Regions from separate parts of the Homo sapiens genome. Here all the other regions are linked to region 1. A link is a contact called in ENCODE Hi-C or POLR2A ChIA-PET data. All regions are on one chromosome and are shown on one strand. The core of a region is the stretch at or near the end of the contact, and the rest is flanking DNA. Distances in the headings are between cores, read along the strand shown. Region 1 holds the start of RAPGEF3 (Rap guanine nucleotide exchange factor 3). Region 2 holds the start of DDX23 (DEAD-box helicase 23). Region 3 overlaps SLC38A1 (solute carrier family 38 member 1).

Region 1 (4,120 bases), core at 1,233-3,732:
CAATAGCTACAGCCAGTGACCCGGAGAGCGGAGAGCCGGAGAGCCAGAGGGGTAGCGGAGGAGGACCCAGGCTCATGATAAGGAAGACCCTAGTAGAGAACAGCTCTACCAGGACTGACATGTGGACTCTCCTCTCAATTCTGATTGCAAAGAGGAGCCCCTCATCTTGGTAGGTCTCAGTTTTTTCAACTCAGCCTCACTGTAAATGGCAGTTGGGCAAGGTAGGGGGAAGGAGGGAGAGGGTGGTGGTTATTCCACTCAAAAGGACTTGCCAATAAGAAGTGAACTCTCGGCTAGGCGCAATGGCTCATGCTTGTAATCCCAGTGCTTTGGGAGGGCGAGGTGGGCAGATCACGAGGTCAAGCGATCAAGACCATCCTGGCCAATATGGTGAAACCCCATCTCTACTAAAAATACAAAAATTAGCTGGGCGTGGTGGCGCACACCTGTAGCCCCAGCTACTCAGGAAGCTGAGGCAGGAGAATCACTTGAACCTGGGAGGCAGAGGCTGTAGTGAGCCAAGATTGCTTCACTGCACTCCAGCCTGGTGACAGAGGAAGACTCTGGTTAAAAAAAAAAAAAAGAAAGAAAAGAAAAAAGAAATGAACTCTCCCGGCCAAGCGCAGTGGGTCACGCCTGTAATACCAGCACTTTGGGAGGCCAAGGCAGGTGGATTGCTTGGGCCTAGGAGTTCAAGACCTACCTAGGCAACATAGCGAAACCTGGGTGGACACACGCAGTGGAGACATAACTGAATCTCAAGCTAAGCTACTCTATTTAGTCTGGATGGTTGGGGATAGCTTCTCTGCTGATTTGGATAGTACAGCCATTATCTTGCCTCCCAAATCCCACCATTCTTTCCCCTCCCTGCTCTCTCCTTCATTCTTTCAGGTCCAGAGATGTTTCTCACTAGCAAAGGGCACTTTGGTGATCTCAGATTCTCCAAATGTCTCAGAATCCTTCCCTGAGCCCCCCAAAGGCAGGTACCAAGCAGTGTCCACATGATCACCTCACCCTAAGACCAAAACGCAGAATTAGCACAGTTCAGTAACTCACTAAAGGAGAATGTTGCCACGGTGATGCACCCAGAACTGTAACCAAGCTTACCTCACTCCAACCCATTGACCCGGCCCCCATACCTCCCACCTCCACCTGGAAAGAACACACAAGTACCTAACTCAATGCCGGCTCACTGAGGTGACAGATAAACAACAAATCCCTTTCCCCTTCCCCCCATGCCCAAACAGAGACATTTGGGCAGAACACACACACAGACACACACACGTTGCAGCTGTGTGAGCCACCCACGCACACTGCAGACAAGCTTCCTGACCCAGTGTCCACGGCAGCTGTACCACTGTACACCCCCAGAGCAAGCTGGGCCACCAGCAGCATGCCAAGCCATGATCTAGGCCCCCCTCTAGCTCTGGTACTGGCCCTGGCACCTGGGCAGGTGAAAGGTACTCACCCAGCGCAGCCCCTGGATGCAGCTCGGACGCTGGTGCTCCAGCAGCAGCTGGTAGGAGCAGCTTCGGGGCCGGTGCATCCTTCTCAACACCATGTTGAGTAGTGTCCCCTCCGGCACCACGTCAGGGAGGGCTCCCACCCGCGGTGCTCCCAGAGCTGGGCTATCCTCCACAGCCAGGCCCACCTGCCAGCAGCTCTCACCTGGCCAGCCCACCTGTGACACGGGGAGGAAAGTGGACAGCCATGGGACACGACTGGGGCGGCTGGGCCACAGTACAACTGCCCCAGGCAGAACTACTTCCTTAGAGTCCTCTGGACTGGTCAGGCGGAGGTGCTGCAACCCTGCCAGGAGCTGGGGGGAGGAACAGGAAGACCTTCACTGGGGCCTGCCGGTCTGGCGCACTTAGGGGTCTCCAGCTGGCTCTTGGAAAAGATCAGGCCCTTCTTAGTCCTCTTTGGAATTCTGTCCCATCTCACTGCCCATGCCCCTGCAGGGATCTCCACTACCTCCCAGTATGAAGCTATAGATTCACTAGGTCTCCCAGAAATGCAGCTTCGGCTTAAACCCTTCTCCTCTCCTCCTCAGCCCTGACTAACCCTCCCTCTCCCACCCAAACTCCCCACCGTGTCAGCTTCCTCTCCCGCCCTCTCCTGCTCCTCCTCAACCCTGACCCCACCTTACCCACCTTCATGTTTCTTTTCAAGCTCGCACAGCCGTGCAGGCTCTAGCAAAAGGCTGGGGGGTCCCCAGCGACCCCCATCAGCTTTGATAAGGGGATCCGGAGGGTGCCAGTGGGTAAGTCCAGGTACAGTGAACTGGGCCAGTGCCTAGCTGGACTGGCTGCCAGGGCAGCAGGATGCAGGGCTCGGTGGAGAGGCTCCTCTTGGGTGAGTAGAGGGGTGGGGGCGTGGTGGGGGGACGCCACCCAGCCACCGGCGACAGGGAGCCCCGAGCCTGCGCCTTCGTCTCAGACGAAGGAGCCAGCTGGCACCGGGCGCTGAAGCAAGGCTGCGCTGGCACCGGTCCGGGCGGGAGCTGTCACACCCCCTGCGCTGCCCGCCCCCTTCCCCTCCCCAGGACTGGCGGAGGGGGCGGGGTGGAGGCGCCCTGCCTTACGGTAGAGGAATGCGTAGGGGAAGGGGGCCGGCACTGGCAGGCTTTGGAGTCCGCACCCGGGGGTACCAGAGTGGACATCCGCCTGAGCCCAGAGTATCCCCAGGGGGCAGGAGCGGCCCCGAAGTGTGTGGAGGAGGCCGCAACGGCCGGGGTGTCAGGGATCCGGCGGTGAGTGGCTGCACTGGCCGCCACGTGGCCGGGAGGAGAAATGCAAACAAGGAAACCGGGGAGAGCGGGGAGGGGGTGAGTCACTGCGGCCTCACCCGGGAGGGAAATCCGGGCTGGGGCCGCTTCCCGGCTGGGGGTGTCTGCCTCCTGTTTCGGTTCAGGGTCTCCAGCCGCCCGGGGGAGGGAATAGGCGGCTTTCCCGCGGGGAATCCCGCTGCCTTGCCTCCCACAGTTCCGTTCCCAGACCCACGCCCCACTGCCCCCTGCCCCAGCACACACACACCGGGAGCAGTTGAGGAAACTGAGGCTGGAGAGGAAGGACTGCTCTCCAGAACGGGTAGGGGCCCTAAGAGGAGATTGGGGTTGTGGCAGAGCTTCCAGGGGAGCAGAAGGTGTTCGAGTACCACGCCCCCTACCGCGCGCTCCCTGGTGGCCGGGTAGGTTGAGGCGGAGACCGGGCATTCCAGCGCCCTGCTAGGCAGGCTTGCTACCGAGGCTCCACGCCTCCCTGGGCCTCAGTTTCCACCACTGTGCAAATGGCCCAGCGCGGGCCTCTTCGCCCCACTCCTGAGAGGGTGGAGAGACAGTGGCCGGGGACAGCGACCCGTAATTCAGGACGATAATGAGGGTTTGGAAGGAGGTGAACGCCCCACCCCCAGCTTTTTAGGACTTTTTGCCCCTTCTCTTCCCTTTTCCCTTTGCTGTTGAGCCAGCCCAGACTGGGAAGAAGTATCTCTAAAAAGCCTATACCCCAATTTTGGGATGCCAAGCCCGCATCCTCCACCATGATTATTTTCTTGAAAGTGAGGAGAAGACTGGGAAGAGGTAGCTCTAAGAAGCCTATACTCCCAATTTTGGGATGCCAAGCCCCCATCCTCCACCAATTATTATTTTCTTGAAAGTGGGGAGAGAAATTTTAATTGTGATTAAAATCCCATTTTTAATGTATACATGTATAAAAAATGTTTCCCAGAAGCTTACTAAAATGCAGGCTCCGTCCCCAGCAATTCATATTCAATCCTATTGGCATGAAATGGAAAATCTGTATTTGGAACAAACACCCCAGGTCATCTGCTGTGTCCACACATTAAGAAACGCTGGTGGAGTTTTAAATGCCTCTCCGGGGAAGGAGGAAAGCCTGAGAATGAATCTGACCTCAGACCCAAATCCATTCAACGGAGTTCTGGTAATTTGGAAGAAGGAAGAGCAACCTGGAAACTGACAGGAAAGGATGACAAGTTGGGAGTCACAGGTATGCATGGGGAAGAGTTAGGGGGATGGAGTCATGAGTTTCGGGTTGCTGGGGCCAGTGCCCTGGCCTAGAAGTTCTTGCAGGAAGGCTTCCTGAGACTGGCAGTTGGGTCACAA
Region 2 (4,233 bases), core at 1,326-3,825, 1.1 Mb after region 1:
GGTGCGGGTTGTTGTGAGCCGAGATAGTGCCACTGCACTAGCCTGGGTGACAGAGCAAGACTCCCTCTGTCTCGAGAGAAAAAAAAAAAAAAATCAGCCAGGTGTGGTGGTTCACACTTGTAATCCTAGCACTTTGGGAGGCTAGGGTGGGTGGAATGCCTGAGCTCAAAAGTGCTCAAGAGCTCATAGGCAGAGGCCTGGGAGGAAAATATCGTCCAGGAACACGGCTTGTGCCCCCAGGAGCCAATACTACCTATGGGGCCCATGCCCCTTCGCTCCTGCCTGGGGAGGATCACCTGAGCCCAGGCTGAGGTGGAAAGACTTCTTGACCCTGGGAAGCACTAATGCAGGAGGAATACTGATTCAGGATGAGTTCAGTGAGCTGGGCAGGAGTCAGATAATGAAAATGTGTTACAGGTCAGAGTAGAGTTAACTTGGATTTTAACTGCAATGGGGATCTTAGAAGAGCTTTAAACAGGAAGCAATCTAATACTTTGGTGACTTGCAAGAAAATATATAGCAGAGAGACAGAGTGAAAACACAACCACTGAGAGTGCTATTATGGTACTCTAGGCAAGAGATGGCAGTGGCTTGTTCTAGGAACGTGGCGATGGAGATGGAAAGAAGTAGGCAGCGTCAGAGTATATTTTGGAGGCAAAGCTAACAGGACTTACTAAGGAAGAAGCAGAAAGAGCAGACACAAAGATAGCTCCTAAATTTATAGTTTCAGCAACCTAATAGTTTGTGGTGCCATAGCAAACAAACTGGAGAAGACTAGGGAACGAACAGATTTAAGAGGAAATCAAACGTTTCATTTTGGCCAGGTTGAGTGTGAGAATATCTGTGGAGATTCCCAGAAGGCAAAGAGAAATGCAAATCTGAACTTAGGGGAGAGGGTCTGTAGACAAAAACTTGAGTCACCAATACACAGATAGCTTTTAAAGCCATGGGACACTAAATGATATTACCTAAGTAGGCAGCATAGTGAAAGAAAAAAAATAGAGAAGAAGCTCCAGAATTGAGCTCTGGAACACTTTAACAGGAGTTAGCCACGGGATGAACCAGAGAAAAAGACTGAAAAGAACTAGCAGCCAGTGAGAAAAGACAAAGAAAAGCATGGCAACGAAGAAGCCAAAAACATGTTTCAAGGAGGGAGGGGTCAACTGTGTCAAGTACCACCGAAGTGGAGAGGGAATAAGGGACAGGGAAGTAACCACTGAATTTGGAAAAATGGAGATTATTGGTGACCTTGACAAGAGCTGTTTCAGTTGCATTGCGGGAATGGAAGCCTGAGTGGAATGAGTTTGGAAGAGAATGAAAAATGAGAAGAAGACAGTAAATACAGGCAACTTTTATTACAGGTTCTATTATCACAAGGGCCAAATAACCAGGCTGACTCTGGCCATGCTTCCCAGCAGCCTTCCTCTCAAACCTCCAGATCTTCAGGTCCTCAGTTCTTGCAGGGCAGGGGCACATTCTTTTTTTTCACTCAATGACGTATTTAACAAGCATCTACTGTACGCAAGGCACAGTGCTAGGTGCTATGTGAGTTACAAAAATAAATTCTGTTCACAGGAAGTGTTTAGAACAACAGGGTTATGAGGTCGGACGCGGTGGCTCACGCATGTAATCCTAACACTTTAAGAGGCCGAGACAGGTGGATTGCCTGAGCTCAGGAGTTCGAGACCAGCCTGGGGAACACGGTGAAACCCCGTCTCTACTAAAAATACAAAAAATTAGCCGGGCGTGGCGGCGTGCGCCTGTAATCACAGCTACTCGGGAGGCTGAGACAGGAGAATCGCTTGAACCCGGGAGGCGGAGGTTGCAGAGAACCAAGATCGTGCCATTGCACTCCAGCCTAGGCGACAGAGCGAGACTCCGTCTCAAAAAAAAAAAGAAAAGAAAAGAAAAAAAAGAACAATAGGGGGTATGAGACACATACCAAGAAGAGTATCAAGGCTCAGATGTAGTAATACAGGTGTTCAAAGGCGTTTCCTTTCACTTGTAAAAGGTGATGTGGAAGGCTTGGAAGAGGAAGTGACGCTTGAGCTTTTAAGTATAAGTAGAATTTTAAGATATGTAATTAAGGACGCGGAAAAGAAGTCATTCCCGGCAAAAGAAATAATACGGCCGGCGCAGAGGCGGGAAAACATGGACTGACTGCGAGAGAAAAGCCAGAGTTCCAGTTTGGCTGCACCAAAGGCTACTTTAAGCATGAAAGAATAAGGTCAGACTGGGGGTATCAGAGGCGCTGTGCCCATAGGCAGAGTCCTGGGAGGAAAATATCGTGCAGGGACGTGGCCTGTGCCCGGAGGAGCCAACACTACCCCTGGGGCCCGCGCCCCTTCACTCCAGCCCGCCCGAGCTTCCCGGGTTCATGCCCCTTCTCTGAGGCGTTCTTTCCCGCCTCATCCAGGAGGCAGGGGCCACCGCCGTGCCCTGACTCTAGCCCTTTCTGTAAGCTCGTGGGAACCGCCTCCACCGCCCGGGACTCACCACCCTGAGTCTGAACCGCCCAACGCGGCCTCAACGTCGCGGAGCCGTCGCCATCTTTCCCGTTTCCTGGTCGCGGAGATGAACACCCCCCACCCCCCCGGCCGCGAGGCAAGCTGGGAAGGCGAGTTCCTGGAGCTGGGCGGCACAGGCCGACACTGAGGCCTGGAAACTACCAATCCCAGAATGCATGACTTGAGCGCCGGCCCCAGGCTGCGGGGTCTGCCGGGCAATGTGGTTTGCCAGACGTTAGCGTCCGGGAAGGAAGAGTTTTTCGCCAATAGGCTTTCGGCATTAGGTTCTCCCGCCGAGCACCCTTCTTGGAATCGGCTGGTCTTCCTAGAAACTACGGTCTATGACTGTCCTTGCCCGTGGCTTACAGTGGAGGAATTTAAGGGCTTCCTGAGATATCTGTAGTACGTAATTATAGCTAACAACCGCAGTAACAATAAATACCATTCGTGGAAAAGCGGTTTTTATAATAATTCTGTGAGAATGGGGCTAGCCCCATTTTACAGTTGGACAAACTAAAGATCAGGTTACCGGAGTAGGTTCACAAGGAGGGTGATGCAGTTCTCCATTGTGTGTGGAACTATCCCAGGCTTAGGAGGACGTTTTAGCAACCTTGGCCCCTGCAGCCGGGTGAATGCCATAACAACCCCCAGTTATTGTTACAGCTCCAAATGAGCCCACACAATGGGCTCTAAAGTCCTCCCGGAAGGATGGTATCTCCTGGGCTCTAGCACCTGTTTTCTCAACATTCCAGATGGAACCCTGGTTTCCTCAATTTCTTGCCCTTTGGAATGTGACCAATTGTTGAGCTATCTTGGTATTTTTGCTTCTTTCTTCCCCCAGATTCCCCTACTTCAGTCTTCCACTGAGTTTTGTTGTTGCTGTTGTTGTTGTTGTTGATGTTGTTGTTGTTGTTTTAACCTCAAATCGTAAGTTCACTTTGTGTTTCTCTTTGGTCTTATGGGTTCATAACTCTTTCCCTCAAAACAAAACAAAACATTGCAGTTGCGGAAACGGTTTAGATAACCAGAAGTATCTCGGACCTCCCTTCCCATTTTGCCAGCAGCAGGTTTGTTGCTTCAATTCCACATGGCTGTAGGTCTGCCTTTTCTCTCTGAATATGCCCAAGCTCTCAAGCAGAGCCTCAGGATAGACCCAAGTAATCCTAAAGCCCTGAGCATCACGTACAATGGCCCAAAGTAACCCTCGGAGACACACACTTCTCTTAGAACCTGCAGCCTTTCACCTCCCAGCTTCTACTCCAGAGAGAACGCAAGGGAAAGAAGAGAGCTCTGAGATCTGTTAGGTGTAATTCACCACAAAAGCACGAGAGGGCGCTCGACTCACAGATTCACAGATTAAACTAAGAATCAGACCAACCATGGTAGGCCAGAATCTTCAAAAACTGCAGCCACTTTTTATTGAGAATCTTCTAAGTGCTCAGCTCTGGGCTGGACACTTAACCTACCTTATTTGTTTTACTTAGTTCTCATAGCAGTATGAGATGAGTGCTATCTCCATTTTACTGGTAAGGAGATTGTGGCCCAGAAAGAGTAATTATGCCTTCAAAGGCCACATAGTTAAAAGAATGGGCCAGGTGAGGTGGCTCATGCTTGTATCTCAGCACTTTGGGAGGCCAAGACAGGAGGACTGCTTGAGCCCAGGAGGTCGAGGTCGCAGTGAGCCATGCTCGTGCCACTGCACTACAGCCTGGGTGACAGAGCAAAA
Region 3 (3,972 bases), core at 1,350-3,849, 1.5 Mb before region 1:
ACATTCTAGTAAATTTTGGAGTCTCCTGAGAAGAAACTTAGAATTCTAGACTCCTGAAGCAGGGAGAGACTTTCAGAGAGAACCTAGTCCAGCACAGCATGTTTACCCAGGACAGGAAACCTCTATGCTCCATGCCAACACACAGGCATCCAGGTCTGCAAAGTGTCTTTTAAAAGGGGACATATTATGCAACCCATTCTGTTTCTGAAAAGTTCTGTGCTTGGAACTGAGGCTCAGCTGAAATCACTGTCGCTACTTCTATCCTTGGGTCCTCATTTTACCTTCTGGACCTATTTGTATCTACTTGAAATCTAACACCTCTCCTACCTAACAGTCCTGAGGGTGCTCATTTTAAGATTGTGCTCTTTAACTCAAACATCTTTAATTCTTTGAACTGTTCATCTTGTGATGAAGTGTTTGGGCTGTTTACATCTCAGTCATGGTCCAGTTCCTCAACCATCCTTTTTAAAGGCTGTGTGCTGAGATGAACACAATGCTATAACATCAGATTTGGTCCAAACAGCGCAAAGCATGATAGGATTTTTAATTTCTCTGAGTCAGACATCTTTCTTCTTTCAAGGTAATCTATTTTGGAATTCATTTTTACGGCAACCACACACTTTTCATTCTTTTTGAGCTTCTGGTGTGAATGCTACTAGGCTGTCTTCCTGATTCTATCTTGTGTACTTTTTTTGTCTGTTTCTGAAGCTAAGTGCCAGTCCTATATTTATTTACATTACATTTTATCTTTCAAGTCTCATGATCTCTTCTTAAATTGTTGATCCTTTTTACTTATATATCAACCACTGCATCTAACTTCATATCTTAAGTGTACCTTCATCCAAGTCACTGGCATCAACCTTGAATAGAACAAGACCATCTGGAAATGGCCCATTGTCCAGCCAACTGCTTGAAGCCTGGAAGTCGACCTTATCTCTCACCCATTCCCTCATCCTTTATATCTAGTTCATTGGCAAGTGCCCTATCATTTCTATCTCCAAAATTTATCCCAAATCCATAGGCATTTTGTTCCCATCTCCACTCTAGTGTGAGCCATCGTCCTTAATTTCTGGATAACTGTGATCATCTTGTCTCCTCACATCCGTCTTCCACCCAGCAGCCAGAGTAATCTTTTTATTTTATTGCTTTATTATGTGTCTCCATCACTAGACTGTAAGACAGACAACGACAGTTTAATTCAACTATTTACCTATTTACCTTCAACATCAAACACACACATAACAGAGTCTTCGCTGAGAATCAGTGAATTTAGAAACATTAGAACCTCATTGGCAAGTTATGTGAGACTATGCCAAATATCTTAACTAAAATCAAGACTCCCTCTATGAAGATAGTCCCATGATCTACTTAGCTCACTGTATCTCAAAAGATGATATTAGTTTAGTGACTATTTAGAAAAACTTTGTTGGTTTCTACAGAGTAATCTTTTCTGCAGTCATTGCACATAAACAAGCTGTTTAATAATTTTCTCTACACTATTCCTTGGCATCTACTTTTTGCCATTTTTGAAAGTTGGGATTAAATTAGCCTATTTCTAATCCTCTGGGGATACTCTTGCTTTCCATGATTTTTAAACAGATTCCTGAGAGTATCTTAGACAAAGTGGCATGAGCAAAAAAAGAAAAAATGAAAAAGATTTGTCACAGTGGTCCTAGATATATTTACTCTTTTTGCTGCAAGAAAATTTTGACTCATCTTTTAAACAACGAACATCTAAACATCGATTTGAAAAACGTTATTTGTCAATGTTTTGAATCATATTAACAGAATTGTAATTATTTGGTCTTCCATAATTTACCCAAAGATTATATGAATAATGTTATTATTTTCATATTTAAAAGTACCATATGCTAATAAAGTGGAAAGCTGTGACAACAAATAAAACCAAAACATTTAATGTGATTGAAATGTTCTATACCATGATTGTGGTGGTGATTTCACAACTGTATTTGGGTAAATTTAACAAACCTCACCCTTTAAATTGGAGAATTTTATTGTATATAAAGTATACCCCAAAACAAACAAACAAAAAAACAACCAACAAACAAAAACCAACCTCAGGACACTTTAAGGGAGATAAGACTATATTTTAAAAGCCTAGCTACACAGCAACAAATCATATGACATCCTCCCAACACAGCATCAGAACCTTTGGTAGGGGTGGAGGTAAAGCAGCCGTCACTGCATCAGATCCAGAAATAGCTCAGATGGGGGTGTTTGGGGCTGCCTTGCAGCTGAGTGCTTTCAACTTCTCCAGGACCCATTCCTCCCAAAAAAAGAGAGAACCGTTGCCAGCCCTCCCTAGCATGACTCTCCCTTGCAAAGTTGAAAGCAGCTATTCTCAAACTTTAACGTGTGTGCAAATTAGGATCTTGTTAAAATGGATGGGTCGGGACCTGAGATTCAGCATTTCTAACAAGTTGCCAGATGCTGCTGCTGCTACTGGTCCACTGACCTCCCTGGAAGCAGCAAAACTGAAAGCCCTAAGCTCTGGCCTTGTGGTGTATACATTCCAGTTCTTTCTGTTTCTCACCACACTGTGCTGTGCATCACCCGCCACACTGTCTGTGGTGAGGTGCTGTGCCAACACTGCAGCTCAGTTACCTGTAAACACAGACCCCACGGCTACCCAAGTAAGGTGACAGTGACGAAAAGCACTTACAACTGAATCATTCTCATTGCTGTGGGATGCTGACTAGCTTCCAGTGTGAAAAGTAAGATCTCATCTGCTTCCTTTGGTTGACTTCCTCAAGCATTACTTTTTTTTTTCTTGAGACAGAGTCTTGCTCTGTCACCCAGGCTGGAGTGCAGTGGCACAATCTTGGCTCACTGCAACCTCTGCCTCCCAGGTTCAAGTGATTCTCCTGCCTCTCCTGAGTAGCTGGGATTACAGGTGCATGCCACCACACCCAGCTAATTTTTGTATTTTTTAGTAGAGACGGGTTTCACCATATTGGCCAGGCTGATCTCAAACTCCTGACCTCAGGTGATCTGCCCACCTCAAGCATTATTTACTTCAGCAGGACATATATTTAAATTCTATTTTCAACCTCCCCTCCCCCATGTTTCACTCCTTCCAAAAGGGATCTGAGGCTTACTAAACTATGTAATTCTTCCTCTTCTAGATCCAGTTAGAAGTATAAAACTTTTACTATCCTCAATTAAACAAGCAGGCTAGTACATATAAAAACTCCTTGAGCTGGGGTAAAAGTGGTCTTTATTACTAGTCCTCCTTTGATCTATCACTGTCTCCTAATAACCCACAGCCCTCACTCCAAAACTTACAGACATACTGCTTGTTGAGGCAGAGTATTTACAAGAAAAATTTAAAATCCAGGACAAGGAACTTAGACAAACCATAGGAAATGCATCGGTTCTGGGCTAGCCTATCTTTCTCCACTCCTTTCTGCTATTGCTGGCCTCTCCCTCACCCTCTTCTACCTCTTACTTCTAGTCTACCTTTCTCAAGGGTCTCAACCCTCCTGCATCTTCACCTTGCACTTTCCCATTCATCTTTCATCTCCACCAACTCTCCCTGCTTCTCCATCCCCACCCCCAATTATTCTAGGGGAAATACCTGTATAAAGATTTGAAAACATTGTTGAAGAGACTAGAACACTAGCTGAAAATGATGGAGGGGCTGGACTGTGGGGAGGACCCAACTGAGAATGCAGACCAAGAACTTAGTGTCGCCGTGTCTGTGTGGTTGGAAAGCACAGCTTCAGGGGTTTTCCAGGCAAGTGTGACAGCCAGCCAGTGGAAACAGGAAGTAGGGCATGAGTAGAAGGTTTAAGTGAGGGACCAGAGGCTCTCAGTGAGGCTCGAGGACAGGAATAGTGGTTTCTGGCCTAGGGAAGCAATGCCAATGGAAGACTTAAGTGGTGAGGAAAGAGACACAGAAGAAGAATCCTGGCCAGGCGCGGTGGCTCACACCTGTAATCCCAGCACTTT

Evidence for each region. A loop is a pair of places that touch in the nucleus more often than their neighbours do. ChIA-PET counts read pairs that join two places held with the same protein, here RNA polymerase II (POLR2A). Pooled maps may share reads with other maps.
Region 2: a loop to region 1 is called in a pooled map, with 5 times the contacts of the local background. The contact joins the promoter of DDX23 here to the promoter of RAPGEF3 in region 1. A Hi-C loop is called at or near these places in 1 of 50 pooled maps. POLR2A ChIA-PET finds 5 or more read pairs at or near these places in 3 of 52 experiments (MCF 10A, activated T-cell and endothelial cell of umbilical vein).
Region 3: a pooled map shows a loop between it and region 1 (5-fold over the local background). The contact joins the enhancer-like site here to the promoter of RAPGEF3 in region 1. A Hi-C loop is called at or near these places in 1 of 37 single-sample maps with no recorded cell type and 6 of 50 pooled maps. POLR2A ChIA-PET finds 5 or more read pairs at or near these places in 1 of 52 experiments (OCI-LY7).

What each region holds. Positions count from the first base shown.
Region 1 is chr12:47,756,398-47,760,517 of GRCh38, forward strand. It overlaps RAPGEF3 (Rap guanine nucleotide exchange factor 3), which reads right to left and starts at 2,483. Exons shown (of 28, transcript NM_001098531.4): 1 at 2,154-2,483; 2 at 1,469-1,681. The coding sequence starts at 2,159. It also overlaps a transcript of SLC48A1 not described here. RefSeq lists enhancers at 1,694-2,362, 2,363-3,031 and a silencer at 2,303-2,652.
Region 2 is chr12:48,849,588-48,853,820 of GRCh38, forward strand. DDX23 (DEAD-box helicase 23) reads right to left here and starts at 2,576. Exons shown (of 17, transcript NM_004818.3): 1 at 2,497-2,576. LOC105369755 (a long non-coding RNA gene) reads left to right here and starts at 2,134. Exons shown (of 2, transcript XR_944925.3): 1 at 2,134-2,227; 2 at 2,463-2,962. RefSeq lists enhancers at 2,432-2,621, 3,501-3,710.
Region 3 is chr12:46,212,637-46,216,608 of GRCh38, forward strand. The region is part of intron 5 of SLC38A1 (solute carrier family 38 member 1); the gene reads right to left. Among named protein-coding and RNA genes, the nearest start is that of SLC38A1, 54 kb to the right of the region's middle. RefSeq lists enhancers at 2,754-2,813, 3,375-3,704, 3,875-3,934. Within about 2 kb of position 2,600, at least 13 of the 41 ENCODE cell types and tissues checked have a DNase peak (open chromatin) inside an H3K27ac peak, as active enhancers do; they include OCI-LY7, where a contact is called at or near this core.